4 separate regions of the Homo sapiens genome follow, and regions 1, 2 and 3 are each linked to region 4. A link is a loop called in an ENCODE intact Hi-C map of the cell type or tissue named here. Cell type or tissue: A673. All regions are shown on one strand. Region 1 has its middle 58 kb from the start of ADRB1. Region 2 overlaps CASP7 (caspase 7). Region 3 has its middle 60 kb from the start of ADRB1. Region 4 has its middle 22 kb from the start of MIR4483.

The links. Peaks named below come from ENCODE experiments on the same cell type or tissue, not always from the same donor. Only the 100,000 strongest peaks of a DNase experiment are listed, where the experiment ranks them.
Region 1: a loop joins it to region 4, with 9 times the contacts of the local background. A loop is called at or near these places in 7 of 110 quality-filtered maps.
Region 2: it touches region 4 in a loop (4-fold over the local background); 37 of 110 quality-filtered maps call a loop at or near these places.
Region 3: it touches region 4 in a loop (8-fold over the local background); 101 of 110 quality-filtered maps call a loop at or near these places.

The regions. Positions count from the first base shown.
Region 1 is chr10:113,983,632-113,988,631 of GRCh38, forward strand. No RefSeq gene overlaps it. Among named protein-coding and RNA genes, the nearest start is that of ADRB1, 58 kb to the right of the region's middle. In A673, no CTCF peak of the experiment used is centred here; DNase peaks (open chromatin) are centred at 1,920, 2,850 and 3,760; H3K4me3 peaks cover 1,204 bases; H3K27ac peaks cover 5,000 bases.
Region 2 is chr10:113,706,608-113,711,607 of GRCh38, forward strand. The region is part of intron 2 of CASP7 (caspase 7); the gene reads left to right. LOC124902505 (a long non-coding RNA gene) reads right to left here. Exons shown (of 2, transcript XR_007062294.1): 1 at 4,983-5,000; 2 at 4,074-4,402. Among named protein-coding and RNA genes, the nearest start is that of CASP7, 29 kb to the left of the region's middle. In A673, no CTCF peak of the experiment used is centred here; DNase peaks (open chromatin) are centred at 2,754, 3,084, 3,514 and 4,774; H3K4me3 peaks cover 3,033 bases; H3K27ac peaks cover 3,676 bases.
Region 3 is chr10:114,101,250-114,106,249 of GRCh38, forward strand. No RefSeq gene overlaps it. Among named protein-coding and RNA genes, the nearest start is that of ADRB1, 60 kb to the left of the region's middle. In A673, a CTCF peak has its summit at 2,284 (motif pointing left); DNase peaks (open chromatin) are centred at 1,192 and 2,242; H3K27ac peaks cover 852 bases.
Region 4 is chr10:113,797,700-113,802,699 of GRCh38, forward strand. No RefSeq gene overlaps it. Among named protein-coding and RNA genes, the nearest start is that of MIR4483, 22 kb to the left of the region's middle. In A673, a CTCF peak has its summit at 2,065 (motif pointing right); a DNase peak (open chromatin) is centred at 2,082; H3K4me3 peaks cover 873 bases; H3K27ac peaks cover 3,471 bases.

The DNA of each region.
Region 1 (5,000 bases), 190 kb after region 4:
CCACTCTGACCTCCTTCTGGGGCTTCCGTATACTGCAAAGGCTGGAAAACTGAAATATACATCCACAGCCTCCCTCTAAGCTGGGGTTCTGCAAGCACATCAGGTCCCAGCCACAGGATGTGGTAGGGTGAGATTTGAAAGACAGCCGTGAGAGAGGCACTCTTTTCTTGCTGTGGCTCCTGGCCCAGGACGGTTGTTTCAGTGTCCAGTCTCTAGCTTCTCAGATGTTGAAAAGCTTCAGAACCCTAGCCTGTAGCAACTGGATGTATTCTTGAATACAGGGGTTCTAGTGGGGGCCTCCTCACTCTCTGCCTTCTTGTTTGATCACTGGTGGGCAATGGGCATCTTTCAGGAAACCCAGCCAGAGCCTGCTCCTTCAGTCCTTCCAGTGATTTCATGAGCACCTGTTGCTTTGTGTTGAATACCTTTCTGATTAAAAACTGCCAGAGTAATTCCTTGTATCTGACTGCTGGCCAAGGCACCATCCCTGAACCAGTCACTGGGCCAGAGAGAGAGGAATGTGCTGATTGCCTAGAATTTGACATATACACCCGTCTCCGGGGTCTGTGTTGATCATCTCTGCCAACAGATACAGACCAAGAAAGAGAAGAGTTTCCTGAAATTACTATTACTTTAATATTGCTAAATTGCTTTAATAATTAAATTACAATGATTAAAATGGGGAATTGAAATTGGGCAACCAAAATCAGCAAATTCCCACTACCTATCCCAACCCAGATCTCACGGTGGGGAGCTCTAGAAGGCAGATAAATGGAATAGCCGCAGACATGAAGATTTTGTCCAGGTCAAACTTACGATGCAGCAGACATTGATGGTGCCACACCCAGATACCACCAATCTCCCTCGTGTGCCCAACACCTGGTTTCTTGAGGAAAACTCTCCTGGGTGACCCGAGCCACTTTGCCCATGCTCATAGACAGCTGGTGGGGGTGGGCGCCTGGAAGCTCACCTTGCCCAGGTTGACCCTTAACCAATGACTGACCACAGCCTGGGGCTGAAAGGCCAGCTCCCCTGCCTCAAGTACGAACTGACTCTAAGGTTTAATTTACATTCCAGAGCTCCCCTGTGGGGTTGAGCCTAGGTTGAGACTTGGCTGGAGATGGAACCTGTGCTTAGCTTCTTCCCCTTCCTTATCCTGCTCCCCAAGCTCCTAGAGGATTTTCTGCATCAATCATTAGCACAGGAATCCTCTTCTCAGCGTCTTCTCCAAGGAACCCAGCCATATTGAAATGGCCAGAATCATTCAACAGCTTGGCATGAAAATGATCAGTTTTCAGCCAGCGAAAACTCTGACCTCTACTCTGCCTCACTTGGAACATGACATTGTCAATGTTGAAGTGAGTCTTGCTTCCCAGCTAAGATTCAGGCTGTAAAATAGGTTCCTTCTTTTTAGAAGAGACCATTCCTTGGGGATCTTCTATAATTCTTTCTTTGTCCTTCAGCCAAGATTGGAGCCTTGCAAACCTAAGACAGCATCAATTAATCTTGTTTTTATTTTCACTGCTCCTTGATTAGAAAATGTTAACGATCAGAGGTAACCCCAAGTTCCTTAATAAATATTTGAATAAGGAACGTCTTTCCTTTCATTAGCTTGAGAAAAAGGTCGCTCTGGTCTTTGTATTTTAATACTGAACTTTTTTTTTTTTTTTTTTGTAGAAATCAGAAGGGAGTAGAAGAAACTTAAGTGTCTTTTTCTTTTTCTGAAAAGTAAGCAAGTTCATTGCACCACTAGCAGATACATAAAGGCTAAAGCCTGACCTCACAGGGCCCAAGAACAATTCCTGACCCCAGCCAAGATGAACACTGGGAATTTCCTTCTTAAGCAGCGGTTCAAGTGTCCAAATCAGTAAACGTCTTTGTCTTGGCGCCATGCAACCCACAGTCTCGCTACCTCCTACTGGGAGGGCCCATTACTGGGGAGATGGTTATATTGTAAGAAAACCTCTGTTTGCCAAATTGGAGGGTTGGGTAATTACAATTCCAGGACTTCACGTAGGTGGTTTCTTCAAAGGCCTTCATTTATTTGCTGCTTAGTGTAGAAGAAACTTCATTTATGCAGTTTCTTTTGCTCCCAGGGAGCCTAAGAGCTTGGTACAGCTAATGGACTGCTTATCACTGACTTTAATATAGTTCCAGGCAGCTTAATGCTAAAGCAACTTGATGATTTGATATGAAAAGCATCTATTTTTACTGAGAATGGAAGATTAACTACTCAGGTGTCCATTCAGAAAACAATGTAGCTGGCCAAAGACATTTGTTTCTAGAAAGAGACAGAGGCAGGAGAGAGAGACAGGGACAGAGAGAGAGGAAGGAAGGAAAGGAAGGAAGGGAAGGAAGGAGGGAAGGAAGGAAGGAAGGAAGGAAGGAGGGAGGGAGGGAGGGAAGGAAGGAAGGAAGGAAGGAAGGAAGGAAGGAAAAGAGGGAGAGAAGAAGAGAGAGTATACATGAATATATGCTGGTAAATATTAATCCCTGGCAGACAAGGCCGGCTCTGTCCAATAGAAATATGATGGGAGACGTGTGTAATTATAAAGTTTCTAGTAATCACATTAAAAAAATTAAAAACCAGAAGAAAGTAAAACTACGTTTAATAACATATTTCATTTAACCTAATATATCCTAATGTCACCTTTAATAATTATTTAATAATTAATGTAACCATTAATGTTTGAAATGAAATTATCATTTCAACGTGCACTCAATAGAAAGAATATTAATAAGATATATTGCATCCGCTTTTCCTAATTTTTCTAAGTCTTCACAGTCCCATGTGCTTTCTGCACTTACAGTACATCCCACCTCAGCCACATCTCAACACTCAAAACCCTGTGCCAACTGCGGGATGCTGCAGTGGACAAACCAGGCAAAACCCATCTTTATGGAGCTAACATCCTAATGTGGCCTGGTCTCTGCCTATGCCACCCGACTGAAAGGACACGAGTGACCTCCAAATGGCCTCTCCTTACTCCCAAGCCTCCTTGGCATTCTCTTTGATGGCTCTGCAGTGCGAGTCACATTTGATTATCTATGTCTTGAAATGTTCTCTTCTTGATTTACAAAACCCGATATTCCTGGTTCCTATCCTGTCCCTCTGGAGCTGTACCCACAGTGCTTTCTCATTGCCCTCCAGATACAAGTTATCTCTATGTCTGTCTCCATGTGAACAGCTCCCAATCCCAGGCTCCCAGGCGGAACCCGGCTCCTCACTCCCAGTTGCCTGCCCCCCACCAACACCTAAGAACAAATGCTCTGGACCAAAACCCTCATTTCTCCTGCTGCCCGTGCCAGCTCTCTTCCTTGATGCCCCAGGTTTCATCCATGTCACCATCACCACTGAACAAATATTCAGTGAGCACTTACCCTGTGCCAGCCGTGAGATGCCAAAATGGACAAACCAGACAAAACCCATCTCCATGGAGCCAACATTCTAATGAGAAAGGAAGTCAAATATATAGTGGTGTTACGTGACCTCAGCAAGAAGGGGACACGAGAGCAAAGATTTGAAGGGGGCAAGAGCTCAAACCATGCAAATACATTGGGAAGGGCTTGTAAGCCAAGAGACCTCATGGCTGGGGATGTCCAGTGTTTGGAGTTGGAAGAAACCATGCTACTGGAGTCAAGGGAGCAAGGGGGAGGAAAGAAGGAAAGGAGATCTGAGGGTAGTGAGGACCCTGTGTGGTTTGGCTGTGTCCCCATCCAAATCTCATCTTGAATTGTAGCTCCCATAATTACCACATGTTGTGGGAGGGACCTGTGGGAGATAATTGAATCATGTGGGCGGCTTCCCCCATACTGTTCTTTTGGTAGTGAATAAGTTGCATGACATCTGATGGTTTTATAAGGGGAAACCCCTTTCGCTTGGTTCTCATTCTCTCCTTGCCTGCCGCCATGTAAGATGTGACTTTCACCTTCCACCATGATTGTGAGGCCTCCTCAGCCACATGGAAATGAGTCCATTAAACCTCTTTTTCTTTATAGATTACCTAGCCTCAGGTATGTCTTTATAAGCAGCATGAGAACAGACTAATACAGGACCCTAGAGTGGCAGGCCATCTAGGCCATTGTGAGGGTTTTGGTTACCCAGGCTTAGAATGCAGGGCTGGTCTTGCCTGTGCTTTTCCATTCATTCAGTGTGCAGAGCTGACCCTCAACCTCCCTAGATCCCATTTCCTACTCTTCATTTTATCCAATCTCCCCTGCACCCCCTAACATTGGTAAGTTACTCTCTCTAAAACACAACAGTGATCATATCCTACTTTGTCACAACTTATCCCCAGCACCTTTTGTATAAGGTTTAAAGCCTCTGATGAGTCATTTAGGGCCCCCTTGCACAATCACCCTTCCCTCTTTGCCCATGGCTGCACCTCCCTCCAGTCAGATTGGAGTTTTTGCAGTTCCCTCTGCGAGCCTTGTAACCTCTCTTGTTTCCTGCACCTGAAGTATACTGGGTCACTACTCAGTTCAGGGAATAAACACGGTATCTTCTGTGAAGATGTCCCTCAACCAGGTTCACCCCCTAGGGGTAGTCACTTCTTTGAGCTCTCATAGCATTTTGCATTTGTTTTTAGCACATTTGCCATTTTTGACTTGCATGATAGTTATCTTTGTCTTATCCTCTCCTAAATTTGTCTAGAAAACTCACCCTTTTGGTCTGTGCAGACCTCATAGTTCCTAGGGTTATGCCTCCCCAGAATGGGGTACCATGTATTTGTTAAATATTCCAGTGAAAGAATGAATGAATCACAGTAATATAATGAAATGCTGTGTTGTACAGCTCTGTGGGGGCAGTGGAATTGGACATTTTCTTTCTTTCCTCTAATGTCCAAAAGTGAGTAGTGTCTGTTGTATTACTGAAATAAAATGTTCATACTTTTTAAAAATCACTGTAAGTCGTCATCAGCCATCAATCATCAATCATCAGTCAGGCAACTTAAACTTTTCTGAGCCTGTCTCCTCAGCTCTAAGAAGAGGACAAGCAT
Region 2 (5,000 bases), 91 kb before region 4:
CTTCCAGAAAATTGGATGCCTGTCTCCCAAATTTGTACATAGAGAATGATAAAGATTTAATGCTGTATTTGAAGCAGTGATGACACTATGTAAAATAATAGAAGTAGCAAAGTTGAGTCAGACAACCGGGGTTCAGATCCTGGCCCTTCCTCCCACTTACTATTTGAGGGACTATAGCAAGTCACGTGACCTTCCTGTGCCTCAGCTTCCTTATCTGCATAATAGAGATATTGATCTCTGCCCACGGGATTGTTATGAGAATCAGAGTAACCGTCAGCTTCCTGAATTACCTGAATGTGCCTGCTGAGGAAGAAATCATAGAATCATGATTTTAACACTGGGAGAACTTACCTAATTCCCTTCATTATGATCAAGGAAAGGAAGACCAGAGAGGTGATACGTAGCCACCCAAGAGGACCAGGACCGAGACACAGGCCTAACTTGTCCAGTGCTTCCCCCCAGCGTCAGGTGGCACCCACGACTTTGGTGGCACCAGGCTGTTCATCCACATTAATCCACCCACAGAGTGCTTTTTTCCTTCCACCCAAGTGGGTCAGCAAATTTTCTTCGTGTACACGGCTTCTTCTCTGCTTCACTTTGGCAGAGGGATGGTATAGGGACAGCTGTCCCAGCAGGGCGAGCAGTGGGCTTTCCAGTGGCGGAGGGATGGCATAGGGACAGCTGTCCCAGCAGGGCGAGCCATGGGCTTTCCAGCGGCGGACGGATGGCATAGGGACGCTGTCCCAGCAGGGCGAGCAGTGGGCTTTCCAGTGAAGAGGGCCAAGTGTACGTTTCAGGAGCAGCAAGCACAGGACACCAAAACGTGGGCAGAGGTCTAGAAACTGCAAAGCTGTAGCTTCTGCATGTGTGGGATACCTCCAGTTCTTTTCAGTTATTGCTCTTCTAGAGGGGATAAATTAAAGTGAAAAGGTAAGGTAAATCATCAGCTTTTCACAGTAATAGAAACCTAGAACACTATTAGCAGAGAAAAATTAAGCCTAGTAATAGAAAAGTACTATGAAAACATAACCAGTTGCTTCTCACATGAACATGTGATCACAGACAGGAAATGTGAGCGTGGCATTGCATGTTTAACCCCTGAGCTGCTGGTTTTCTTTCTCTCAAGGATCTGTGATGATGAGAATTTTGTTTGTTTTGTTTTGAGACAGAGTCTCACTCTGTTGCCCAGGCTGGAGTGCAGTGGTGTGATCTCACCTCCCTGCAACCTCCACCTCCCAGGTTCAAGCAATTCTCGTGCCTCAGCCTCCCGAGTAGCTGGGATTATAGGCGCGTGCCACCACTCCTGGCTAATTTTTTTGTATTTTTAGTAGAGACAGGGTTTCACCATGTTGGCTAGACTGGTCTCAAACTCCTGACATCAGGTAATCTGCCTGCCTCAGCCTCCCAAAGTGCTGGGATTATGGGCGTGAGCCACCCTGCCCGCCAATGGTCAGTTTTAAGGGGAAAAGATGGGTGGAGTGATTAAGGACTGAAGTATGTTAGCTGTTCTAATGCTGGACCCTGCAGCCGTAATACAGACGTATTGTATCCTCCATTCAGTCTATTAGGCTATTTAAAGACAATTCAGCCTTTTCTACCCCCTGGATGATTTGTTTTAAAGTCATTTGTCAATTTTTATTGTCAGGGACCCTACTGGTTTTGTTTTTTTGTTTTTTTTTTTTAGGGGAAAGAGGGAAATGTGGAGGTTGGTATGTTTTGGGGAGGGGGATCTATTCTTCTCCTTAGCCTCTTTTAAACTGAGTTTGCTTCCCCATGTTTATATTTTTGCAACTGACTTTCAGAGAAAAAAATGTATAGAGCGAATTTTCTCTCCTGTTCACAGACCTGAGGATGGCAGGTGATCAAGAGGCTTGTGCAGGGTAGCAGGTGTCATAACCTCATTGTATCAGCTTCATACCCTTTCTAGACTGTGGTCCTGAACCAAGAAATGGAGAAAAGCGTTGCTGAGCCGTTCACTTTATAAGTGTTTGGTTTTTATGTGTTTGCATTTTCCTTGTTGCATTTGGAGGGTTGAGATGGGGAAATACAGCAACTCCTGGATCGTTCACTTTATGCAAGATCATTGAAAAATGTTTGTATGCCTCATTTAAAAATGAAGGGCTTTGGTATGCTTCCGTGGTCTCCTATTATTTTTATTCACTTGAGTACCTTTAAAGGAAAAACATAACCTAATGAACTTGAACTCTTTAATTCACCACACACTCACTTCCTGTTTTTGTTGATTAACTTACATATAGTTTGACATGTTTTGCCGTCATGTGAGTGCCGTTTTGCAGCCTGGTGTAGATTTGGGACTTCGGTGGGTTGACCATGTGTGATGCTCATCAACTTGAACTGTATGATGGTTTGTTCTGTTGATACTCTGTCTCTTGCTTAGCTATTCCCCTGTCGTTCCCAATTTTTCACTCTTAAAGATTGTGCTCCTGGCTGCATGTTTATGGAAATTTTGTTTTCTTTTTTCCTTTGGACCCCACGCTCACAGACAGTTGCTTTTTTCCACAGGAGCCATCCCAGGGTTGGGGGATGCTACAATGGGGAGCCGGGGCATTTCTGCCGGTCAGCAGAGAAGGGAGAGGCCAGTGTGACCTTCCCAGCCCGAGTTTGAATGGTCCTGTGGAAAACTCCAGCGTGCAGTTCACTGCTGATTCAGTCACAGGCCTTCAGGGCCAGGCAGCCTGTGCCAGTCTTCTATCCCCTGCTGAGCTCCGAGCATGTTGAGTTTTTATTATTACAGAGAAGAAGGAAACTCACTTCCTGTCGTCGCAGAGCACAGCCTAGTTCTGATGCAGAGGGGACTGTTTTCAGATGGAGACACTAGGTACTACTACCTGCACTCTTTCTTTTCTTCTCTGTCTTGCTCTGTGCCTTAATATGTTAGGACTGTGGGGATGCCCTCTGTTGAGATGTTGAGACCATGAATGAATCATCCCAAAAATATTTAGACAAAGTGGCTACGAAAACCAGAGCTCTAGTTCCGAATGAAACAGCTCTGGGGAAATGTGAGCCTGGTGGTGTGTTTACTTTCATGCTGATGAATGTCTGCAGGCAGATAGAGCTACTGGGAATCCTATTCATGGTGATGCTTTAGAAAATTAATCGCAGTGGGCTTCTTGCATGCTTATATTCCTTTCCAAATATAGAAAGGCATAATTCACATTTTGAGTAGCCCAGGGGATCCATAAGAGGATAAAACCTGTATTTATCCACTCCAGTGATGGGGAAAATTACACTTGCACCCGGAGTGGATTGTAAAAATCCATTGTACTCTTTCTAAGGTTTTTCACTTCTTTGTAAAGTAGGCAGAATATTTTTATCCTATAACGTTTTCTGATACAAGTTGCTGTAGGCTCTTCAAGGATGTCTTTTTATCTAAATAATCATGAGAGCTTGGTTATAATTTTTTGACTCTTGACTGTTGTAGTGAAAATGACTGAGTTGACCTCACACTGTGAAATTAGAAGTTGCAGGAAATGGCTCTCTACCTAAGAAGTTAGGACACTCTGGTTCCTTCCTGATAGTTGATGCTGGCATTATTTGTGTTCCTAGCAGAGATTTATGCTTATCTGAACACATCTGGAAATGAAGATAGTGGTACTTGCCCATACTGGCGAAGAAGCTCAACATGAAGAAAGAGATGGGATGGTTAGGAAGCACTGGGTTCAACCTGCTGTGTTAACTTTCCTTTGCATTTTAGTGTACACTTAAGTGCACTTAATAAGTCATTCTACCAAGATATTGTAGTGTGTTGTGATCTTGCTTGTCTGGCTCTAAGCATAGTGATTTAGTAGCCAGGTTTCTTTTTTTAAATCTGCAGTGAATTGTGGAACACAGAAGCTTTTAAGCGGATTTAGAACTTTCAATTCACTGCTCTGGTTTATCTTGGACTTTGCACTTAATGGCAGGTTCCAAAACAAGAATCCTATGTTTCTTCGCAAAGTAATCTTAGTAAAAGTCTTCCGAATATAAACGGGGCCAAAGTAAAGGTAGTTGCATCAGCAGTTAGCAAAGAGAGGAAAAAGAGGAGGATGGATAGAATGGGAAGCGACAAACTCTGGAGGAAAAACTACCCTGGCCAGTTTTATTTGCCTTGTCTTTCTTTGCCTCTCATCTGTACTTTGCAGAATCAGTGGGATAATGATTGTTAATTCAATTTGTAAAGCATAAGCCTATAAAAATATTCATACTTCTTCATGGTGACTTAAAAAATATCTGAAGTGGTTCCTCCACCGTTTGTGTCGTTCATCAGCTTCGGAAGAAAGACTCATACCCGTTGATCTGGACTTGAAAGAATCTCAGTGGCCTTTTCCTCCTGCCCCTCCGTTTGGCGGGGTACAGCAGTTCTCACATGCTTCAGCATCTTCTGCAGTGAGGTCCTAGGAACCTGGAGAAACAACAACAGCCACTTTTAGAAAATCATGTCTTTGGGGATGATTGCCAGCTGAAGAAGTTTCTAATCTGGACCTTTGAAAGCATTTTATTTTCCTTCTTTTTCCCTCCCCAGCTCCCACCCCTGGGAGAACCTGCTGGACTGAGCTATGGACTGTTGCCTTCTTTGTGCCATTGGCTAATTAATTAGCACAATCTCCTGGGAGCCCTTGAGGCCCTTTCTTCTGTCCAATAGCAGTTGTTTAGCTGATGATCTGCTCGACTCCAGCAGCTGATTTCCAAGCAGACAGTAACTCTTTTATTCGCTGCTGGGACTGAGATCACAAAGCATGTCTCCTCTGACTGTGCTGAGAGTGAATTACTGCTCACACCTAGGCTGCCCTGGGGACTCTACACAGTTTGTTACAAAGGAAGGAGACTCTAAGGATGACACTGCCTGCTGGGGCATTTCCTGGAAGGATTTTGGTGGTGGCATTAAAGGAATTTCAGTTTAATGTTCAGCTCAGCTGTCATTGCTGGGAGACCTTGCAGGTTCCAAGGAGAGTTGTAAATTGCCCCCGTGGCCCTAAACATACCCTCACTGCTGCAGAGGG
Region 3 (5,000 bases), 300 kb after region 4:
TGGGCTCCCCGCCTCGCGCCGCCCCTGACCGTGGCAGGCTCGGTTCCCTCCTCGCTCTGCATCCTTTGATTCACGTACGGCCCCGTTTCCAATAACCCTTTCCAGGAAGCCAGAGAGAGAAAGCGCCCAGCTCCCGGCCTGCAGAGTGGGGAGGGAAGAAGGAAATGATTGTGTTGACTTCATCTGGAAGCAGGAAAATGCTTCTCTCCCTCCTTCTTCGCCAAGCCAAGAAATAGATCCTTTACCAGAAAGCCATGTGGCCACATGGCCACCACTTGCAGAGGGGCTGGGTGAGGAGGAGGTGCTTTGCCAACGTCTCAGCTGACAGCAAAGGCCAGTGGCTCATCAGTGAGAACATCATACCTCTGTCAGAGGGGAGACCCTGAGCAGCTCCCGACACCCACACAGGGCTAGGAATTGACGGTGGCTTAGGGTACACGTAAGAGGAACAGCATCCACCACAGGACAGTCCCTTCCTCGCGTACCACCCGGGATCCCTGCTCCCTGTCATCGCCATACTGTGTTCTCTCAGACTGTAAGGTCCTTGTCCTGTCTCCCTCACATGGATCCTTTCCAGACCACGGGCACTCTCTCAGGTCAGCAGGTCCAGCTGCAATCTGGAATCAGCATCTACCGTGTGGAAATGGGAGAGGGGACTTGGTTCTTAAACCAGGGGCCTTGGCATTAGCTACCTTTGGTTTTTCTCCAGAAATAAGAATGATTGGCCGGGCGCGGTGGCTCACGCCTGTAATCCCAGCACTTTGGGAGGCCGAGGCGGGCGGATCACGAGGTCAGGAGATCGAGACCATCCCGGCTAAAACGGTGAAACCCCGTCTCTACTAAAAATACAAAAAATTAGCCGGGCGTAGTGGCGGGCGCCTGTAGTCCCAGCTACTTGGGAGGCTGAGGCAGGAGAATGGCGTGAACCCGGGAGGCGGAGCTTGCAGTGAGCCGAGATCCCGCCACTGCACTCCAGCCTGGGCGACAGAGCGAGACTCCGTCTCAAAAAAAAAAAAAAAAAAAAGAATGATTAGTTAGATAATTATAAACAATGGGGGGGGGGGGTAGTTTTGTCGTAGTTAGCAAATTACATTGAATGTAACAAAATCTTAAACCATAAAGCAAAACGTGCTGGGTTTCTGCTTCCTGTGGTGACATGACATGAAAGCCCAGCTCTTTTTCCAGGAGGACACTTCTCTGTTTACAAGACTGCTTGAGCAATCCCATTATCAACTCTCTCCAGAGAGGATACAGCTGAGGCAGCTCAAATTCAGAACCTTATTTTTAAAGAACTAAAAAAAAATTAGATCCTTTGATAAGATCACTCAAGTATAGTCCAAACTAGCCTCCCAAATTTTGGAGTGCCAGCAATTATGTTCAATATCTCCCCATCTGCCTCCCCCCAAAAGAACCAATTAATATCTTTTTCTTTTCTTTCTTTCTTTCTTTTTTTTTTTTTTTTTTTTTTTTTTAGACAGAGTCTTGCTCTGTCCCCCAGGGCTGGAGTGGCAGTGGCACGATCTCGGGCTCACTGGCAAGCTCCACCTCCCAGGTTCAAGCGATTCTCCTGCCTCAGCCTCCCGAGTAGCTGGGACTACAGGCACCCGCCACCACGCCCGGCTAATTTTTTGTATTTTTAGTAGAGAGAGGGTTTCACCATGTTAGCCAGGATGGTCTCGATCTCCTGACCTCGTGATCCACCCACCTCGGCCTCCCAAAGTGCTGGGATTACAGGCGTGAGCCACCACGCCCGGCCGATTTCTGAAATTAAGAAGTTAAAGATTTAGGTAGCAGTGGAGTTGTTTGCCCGTTTGGGAGTGGGGAGGTTGAGACGTGCATCTGGCTGATGTGCGGCAGGAAGGTGGCATCACAGAACACCGGGCACATCCTCTCTAACAAGTGCTCTGCAAAATGCCTGCAAGGACGTTGCCCTTTCTTCCAAATGTCTGGCTCTGAAAGACTTAGAAATAAAATTTTCAAAGGTTGGAAAGCTTTTGATATTTTCTGCATTAGGAGTTTGGACCACAGTAAAATCATACTCATCATATGTTGGATTAAGCTAGTGCCTGCCATCCAGGGTCGTAGACTCTTCTAGGGGTTGAGTATCTGCCTTTCACCTGACACTGGAAAGACAAGGACTGAAAAAAGCTGGAGTTACAGGAGAGACCTCCCAGGATCCTGCAGACAGGGCAGGATGATGAGAAGGAAAGCGTGTCGTTCCCAGAACTTGTCTGTGAAGATTGGGTGGTTTAATAATATTCATCCGCCATCTAGTGGCATTTAGAGCATAAACTTAACTCACACATTTTCTAGGAGCAACTACGTCAGGGAGGCCTAATCTGCTAGACTTAGACTTTATAAATTATTTTTATTTTTTTACTCAAATACATTTTTAAAAATCCATCATTAGGTTCGTCAGGGAGAAGAATATTAATAAGAACTAACTTTGAATCTGTTTTGGTACATTGGGTGATGACCAGAAACTGCTTTGCCTGATCTTTTGTGGCAGGTGACAGCTTGTTTCTTCATACTAATGTCATCTACAGTGCCAAAACTACACGTACACATGTAAGAAAATTCCTTGCCATCTTCAGTGCTGGAGATGAGGAGTTCCATGATCAGCGCATCACTGTGCCTTTACTATTTGTACTTCTTTTGGAATGCTTTTATAAGGATAAGACCACGTCTTTCATCACATCACACCATTTGCACGGTTGGTCCTTGCCTAGTGCTCAGGATCTTGCAATGTCCTCAGCCCTTGAAGAACCATGTTCAGGGCTGGGGTTCTGAACTCTCTCCCATTACAATAGCTGTATTAGTCGGTTCTCATGCTGCTAATAAAGACATACCTAAGGCTGGGTAACTTATAAAGGAAAGAGTTTGGCCAGGTGTGGTGGCTCACACTTGGAATCCCAGCACTTTGGGAGGCTGAGGGTGGATCACAAGGTCAGGAGTTCGAGACCAGCCTGGCCAACATGGTGAAACCCTGTCTCTACTAAAACTACAAAAATTAGTTGGGTGTGGTGGTGGGTACCTGTAATCCCAGCTACTCAGGAGGCTGAGGCAGGAGAATTACTTGAACCCCGGAGGCGGAGGTTGCAGTGAGCCGAGATTGCACCACGGCGCTCTAGCCTGGGTGATGGAGCAAGACTCCATCTTGAAAAAAATAAATAAATAAAAATAAAGGAAAGAGGTTTAATTGACTCACAATTCCACATGGCTGGGGCGACCTCACAATCATGGCAAAGGAGGAGCAACATCATGTCTCACATGGTGGTAGGCAAGAGAGCGCATGTACAGGGGAACTGCCCTTTATGAAACCATCAGATCTTGCGAGACTTACTCAGTATCATGAGAACAGCACAGGAAAGCCCCACCCCCATTATTCAGTTACCTCCTACCAGGTCCCTCCCACGATACGTGGGGACTGTTACAATTCAAGGTAAGATTTGGGTGGAGACACAGAGCCAAACCATATTAATAGCTAACGTGTTCAGTTCTGGCACTATGTGATCAGGTACAAAATGGGTTTTATCCTCATTATCTCATCTGACTCTCACAACAATATTATGAGGAAGGGGCCTCCTAGCACCCCCATTTTGCATATGAGGAAAATGAGGCTCAGAAAAGTCAAGCAACTAGATCAAGTGATGGTGGAGCCAGGACTCAAACCAGACAGTCTGATTCCAGAATGTACACTTTTAGCCATTGCAGCCTTCTCCTCCAAGTGATTCTCCTGCCTCAGCCTCCCCAGTAGCTGGGATTACAGGTGTGTGTCACCACACCCGGCTAATTTTTGTATTTTTAGTAGATACGGGGTTTCACCATGTTGGCCAGGCTGGTCTCGAACTCCTGACCTCGTGATCCACCCGCCTTGGCCTCCCAAAGTGCTGGGATTACAGGTGTGAGCCACCGCGCCTGGGGGAAATCATTGTTTTATGGCTCCCATTTTTTAAAGCCACTTAAGGTTTTAATGCTTAATGTCGCTAACTCTGTTACATGTTCTTATCATCCCAGGGTGCTCTTTGTTTTACATTTATTTTCTTTTTTCTTCTTTTAAGAGTTGTTAAAACATCTGGGTAGTGGAAGTTTTATATTAGCTAAACTAATATAAATTTATGTACTTAGAGGAAGTACACTCAGCTGAGGATAGAGTGATGACAATGGTCAAAATTAATAAAACTAAGGGGAACATACTGCAGAAAAACTTGTACTCATGTCATTTGAGGCTGTTTATAAGATTTTTTTAATTTTCCATTTTAATGATTATGTGCTAATACAAGGCAGTAATTACTTGCATCTCTAACAACTAAGTCTATAGATTTCTACTTGAATATTTCTTTTTTCCTTCTATGCATCTGTGATGGTTAATATTGAGTGTCAACTTGATTGAATTGAAGGATGCATAGTATTGTTCCTGGGAGTGTCTGTGAGGGTGTTGACAAAGGAGATTCACATTTTGAGTCAGTGGACTGGGAGACGCAGACCCACCTTCAATCTGGGTGGGCACCATCTAATCAGCTGCCAGTGCAGCTAGAATAAAACAGGCAGTAGATGGAAAGAGCAGACTTCCTGAGACTTCCAGCCTTCATCTTTCTTCCATGCTGGATGCTTCCTGCCCTTGCACATCAGACTCCAAGTTATTTAGCTTTTGGATTCTTGGACTTACACTTGTGGTTTGCCAGGGGCTTTCAGGCCTTTGGCCACAGACTGAAGGCTACACTGTCAGTTTCCCTACTTTTGAAGTTTTGGGACTCAGACTGGCTTCCTTGCATCAATTCTCCTTAATAAACTCCCATTCTTATATACGTCTATTCGATTAGACCTGTCCCTCTAGAGAACCCTAATACAGCATCTTTCACAGATATTTGATCCATGACAATTAATTGGCTAGTACTTGGCCTTGAAATCTTGGATCTATATAGTCAATATCTTTACTTTACAATATGTAATGGAATTTTAAAATGATAAACTATAACCCTTTTCCAGCCAATGAACAC
Region 4 (5,000 bases):
GAAACTTCCCTTCCAAACAATTTGGTGATGTTTAAATCCAGTAAACTGGATTTCCGTGAGTAATCCTGTTTAGTTTTAAATAGTTTAAATAGGTATGACAATTCATTTTAGTGATAATATTTTGGTTGAGATTGACACTAATCTCAGGAATTTAAAACTAGCTGTTTACATTTCAGTATCGAAGGGCGCTGAAATGGTTTCCTTCCATGTACAAAATAATTTTAACAGAAATTTTAAAAATCACATTATCCCCCTAGGTCTGTTGTAAATAATCAGAATTAGAATCTTAATCTAATCAAGTATGGCTAAAAATACTCACCAAAGACATAGCCATTGTTCTAAACCTCTAATTTTAATTAATATTGAGAAATTCACCAGGACAATCATTTAATCTTCTAGATAAAATAAGGGTGAGAGATTGGGCTAGTGGGTTGTTTTCAAATTATTTCAAGATCACATCTCTCTAGTTTTGTAACTCATTTCTTCAGCCATGGAAATAATTACATGATATTTTTAGAACTTAAACCAAGTTGAAATCAGGCAATAAAACCGAAAACAACTGAATTTACTCTGCCTTTCTTTCATGTTGCCTTAATTTTTGTAAGGTTAGTATTTACTGGAAATCTTTTAAGTTCAGTGAAAATTTCAGATCCATCTTGTTCAAGAATTGCTTATGTTCTATTATATTATTTCCCCAAAAAGTTACCATTGGGGCTAACAGTGACAAGTCTCTCTCATCAGACTGAAAAATCACTCCTTAACAAGATTGTGAATTTTGTGTGGTGTTCCTAAAAGTTTTAAAGCTCAAAGTCTAAAAGCCAAAAGCTACTAAGAGGGTTTTTTGTTGTTGTTTGGTTGGTTTGTTGGTTAGTTGGTTTTGATTTTGGTTCTGTTTTTCCAGAAAGCTCACATAGTTAAGGAGAAAATGCCACAGCTTCGGTGTCCCTAGTTCCAGGTGGCTCAGCAAGTCAGAGGTACAGGCAATGATTAAAAAAAAACTGACATTCTCTACTGACAACATGGAAAGCATTCCAACAATTATGAGAATCTATTAGAATATGCACATCACATTTCCATTTGGGCTACTTGAGATTGGGGTTAGCTGGGGTCTAGGGGCGCTTCCTGACCCTCAGACCTACAGAATATCTCCTGGGAAAACAGGATTGATGCTTGCTTATTTTATTAGATATTCTTTGGATCATTTGTTAAATTCACTTCCAAGAATATCAAACCCTTATGTCCCACTCATTTGAAATATGTAAAAATACATAGGATCTGTACATAATGTATTGTGTGTGTATAAAGCTTATATTATTTTCTTCTGCAAATTTTCAGTTTTCCTCATGATTAGACAGAAATTCAATCTCAAATAAATTGCCTTTTCAATCTATCTGCTTACAAAGTAATCAAGCTTCTGATTTTTTAGTCTAACTTCAATGTGGAAAAGGGATGCAACATTTATAGGAACATTAATATAAAATACAAGCCTACTTCTTTCTGAATTATACCTTTTTCAGAACTCATTTTATTTTTAGTACTTGTTTATATCATAGCTTATAATATGAAATGTGGAAAAAATAATAAAGCTGATTTACTTTAGGGTGTATTCCTGTTTAATCATGAGGAAAATCCTGAAAGACTGCAAATAATTGATTTCAATTTTTTAATCCATAAAAAGCACATAGAGTTGGAGTGAGTTATATTAACAGTATAAAATGAGTTGGAGAACTCATCTAGATATGACCAAATTGAATGCAGATTTTCCTTGGTTACATTAACTTTCCCATTATCTGTACTAGTTAGACTTGATTGTTTAGGCCAGTGGGTCTCACTGGCTACATATTACGTATTAACTCTCTGGTGAACTTTTCAGAAAATACTGGTGATCGTTTCCAAATTAAATGAATCTGAATCTCTAGGGGTGGGACTTGGGCATTAATACTTTTGAAAATGTCCCATATGATTCTAATATGCAGCTGGAATTGAGAATCACTTAAGTTTTACAGAGAGTCTGACCCAAGGAACACGAATGATCTTGTGGCTTATGTTCTGGAAGATGCCACTGCAGATGTACTACCAGCAGATGGCAGAAGAGGGAAATTAAAAACAGGCCGGACGCTAGCCCTGATTAAGAAGCACACCGGACACCAAAAGGAATCTTTAAGGACTGAAGAATTTCTTAAAATTATTCTCAAGGATTGGTGTGGAGTTTTCTGGCTTTTCCTGAAATTCATACTTGGGTCTGATATTTGGGAAGTTCAATGCATGCAACCGAGGCAAGGTATGTGAAAGCCTGGAAAAGTATGGGGAAGAAAAATGTCACTGAATAAAGGATTTCTTCTTTCTTGAGGACTTTTTTGTTTTGAGATGTAATTTTCACTCTTGTCACCCAGGCTGGAGTGCAGTGGCATGATCTCAGCTCACTGCAACCTCTGCCTCCTGGGTTCAAGTGATTCTCCTGTCTCAGCCTCCCAAGCAGCTGGGATTACAGGCACCTGCCATCGCTCCCGGCTAATTTTTGTATTTTTAGTAGAGATGGGGTTTCACCATGTTGGCCAGGCTGGTCTTGAACTCCTGACCTCAGGTAATCCACCCATCTCAGCCTCCCAAAGTGCTGGGATTACAGGTGTAAGCCACTGTGCCCAGCCCTCTCGAGGACTTCTTTACCTCCAAAGAATGCAAAGTTATTAGGAGAAATATATCTATTTATCTATTCTTATAGTATGCATAAAATATAGATATTTATATAGATATAGATATGGTGATATATATAGATATATATGATGTTTATGTAGAGATATATGGAGATTTTTTGATATATGTATATATTATAGAATTATTAAATCAAATAATTGATGTATCCATCACCTCACATACCTAGCATTTTTGTGATGAGAACATTTAAAGTCTACTCCCGTAGCAGTTTTCAAGTATACTATCTATATATTGTTATTGATTATAGTCACCATGCTGTATAATAGATTTCCAGAACTTATTCCTCCTAACTGAAGCTTTGTACTCCTTAACCAGCATCTCTATCTGTGTTTATGTCTGCATTTATCTGTGTTTAAAATCATCAGCACTTTGGAAAGAATCACGGAATTTTAAGTTAAAGGTAGAGGACTCTTGATGCCATGAAAATGTGATCTTGAGCAGATTAATCTCCATAAATCTCAGTTTTTTCCTTTGTAAACTAGGGTTTAGATGAGAAAATAATGGAAATGCAAACGACTTTTATAATGTTCAAGTGCACCAGTGTTAATTATTTTCTTTTTCTTTTTTCTTTTTTTTTTGAGATGGAGTCTTGCTCTGTTGCCCAGGCTAGAGTGCAGTGGCGAGATCTCGGCTCACTACAACCTCCACCTCCTGGGTTCAGGTTCTGCCTTAGCCTCCCAAGTAGCTGGGATTACAGGCACCTGCCACCATGCCCGGCTAATTTTTGTATTTTTAGTAAAGACAGGGTTTCACCATTTTGGGCAGGCTGGTCTTGAACTCCTGACCTCATGATCCATCCACCTTGGCCTCCCAAAGTGCTAAGATTACAGGCGAGAGCCACTGCGCCTGGCCTATTTTCTTTAATTCAAGTTGGCTTTCAGGTACACTGGAATTTCAGGGGAAATCCCCTAACAATAATTTTTTTGAGGGTCTTCCATGTGGAGAGGCCTAAACTAAGGGCTGTTATTTAATGGGAACCCTGGTGCATTATCAAGTGTGGCTAAGAACACTCACCCAAAACGTAGCTATTGTTCCAAATACCTGTGCATGCCCTGACTTTTTCTTGGTGTTTCAAGAACTAGCTAATAGGAGTTAAGGTTCAATTAAAGTTACTTAAATGTGACTAAAATAGGACATTAACTTTTCAGCAACTGGAAAGAAGACTGCTGCATTTCCGAGTGCTGGCTTCTGGAGAGCAGCCGAGTTTTAAAATGTTTATATCCCCATGTCCGCCTGCCCCAAAGGCTTAATAAAGATTCTGGTTGGAATTAAATTTACAATATGGTGACTGGACATTTCATTCCAATAAAATCCCCTTAGAGTATTGTATTTCATCCATGTAAATATCTACAATTTGCAAACATCTGTCCCTACGCTAACAAATTGCAAAAGAGTTGATGATATTTGGCCTCCCAAGAGCTCACAGACTTGTTTACGAATTGCATTCAGTATTATTTTCCAGTGCTGCAGTCAAAATTGTGAGTCTCAGCCATCAACGGCCTGGGCATTCCATGACACATAGCCTCATACTGATAACACTGTGTGGTGCCTTCACTCCCCAACTGCACTCTAGTTACTGAGGAGCAGGTACCAAGACTCTGTCTCACTCATAGCAGGCACTCGAAGCTTCTCTATAATACATGGCGTGCTGGGATTGGACAGAGTATGGGAGGCCATCCAATCTAACGTTCTCATCTACAGAATGAGGTTTAAGGACCCCAGGAAGTTGAAAGACTTGCCCAAGTTGACTCAGTTAGTAGCAAAATAAGAACTTGAACCTAGGACTCCTAACTTCTAGATCTGTTGTTTGAATCAATAGGGAGCACTGAGAAGCTCGAAGATGATCTGGTGATTTCAAAGGCTGCTGTTGAAAAGGAGTAAAGGATGTGGAGTCCTTCTTCTTCCCCTCCTGGTTCTCTGCAGGCCCCCTATGATGGAAGAACACTAAGCTACACGTCTGAGTAGAACAAACAAAAGCAGAGTAGCAGCATTTGGGAAGAGACAAGGATATGGGGAGAAAGTGGGAGACTTCTTCTAACCCAGCCTGCTTCTAGGAACTTTCTTAGCTGGTCCAAACCTGGTTCTGGAAAGAAAAGAACAAACTGGTTTACCAAAGCTCTGAGTAAGGGCTATCAGGACAGCTGCACAGGTTGGTCTGGGTTTGGCTAAGTGAGATGACTGGGGCAAGGCTTTGTAAGTAATAAAGCAGTAGATGAGCAAGAGGAAGATTAATGTCAGTCATTTATTTTAATCCAAAAAAGGCTTGGCTTTCATTGTACTGTTGG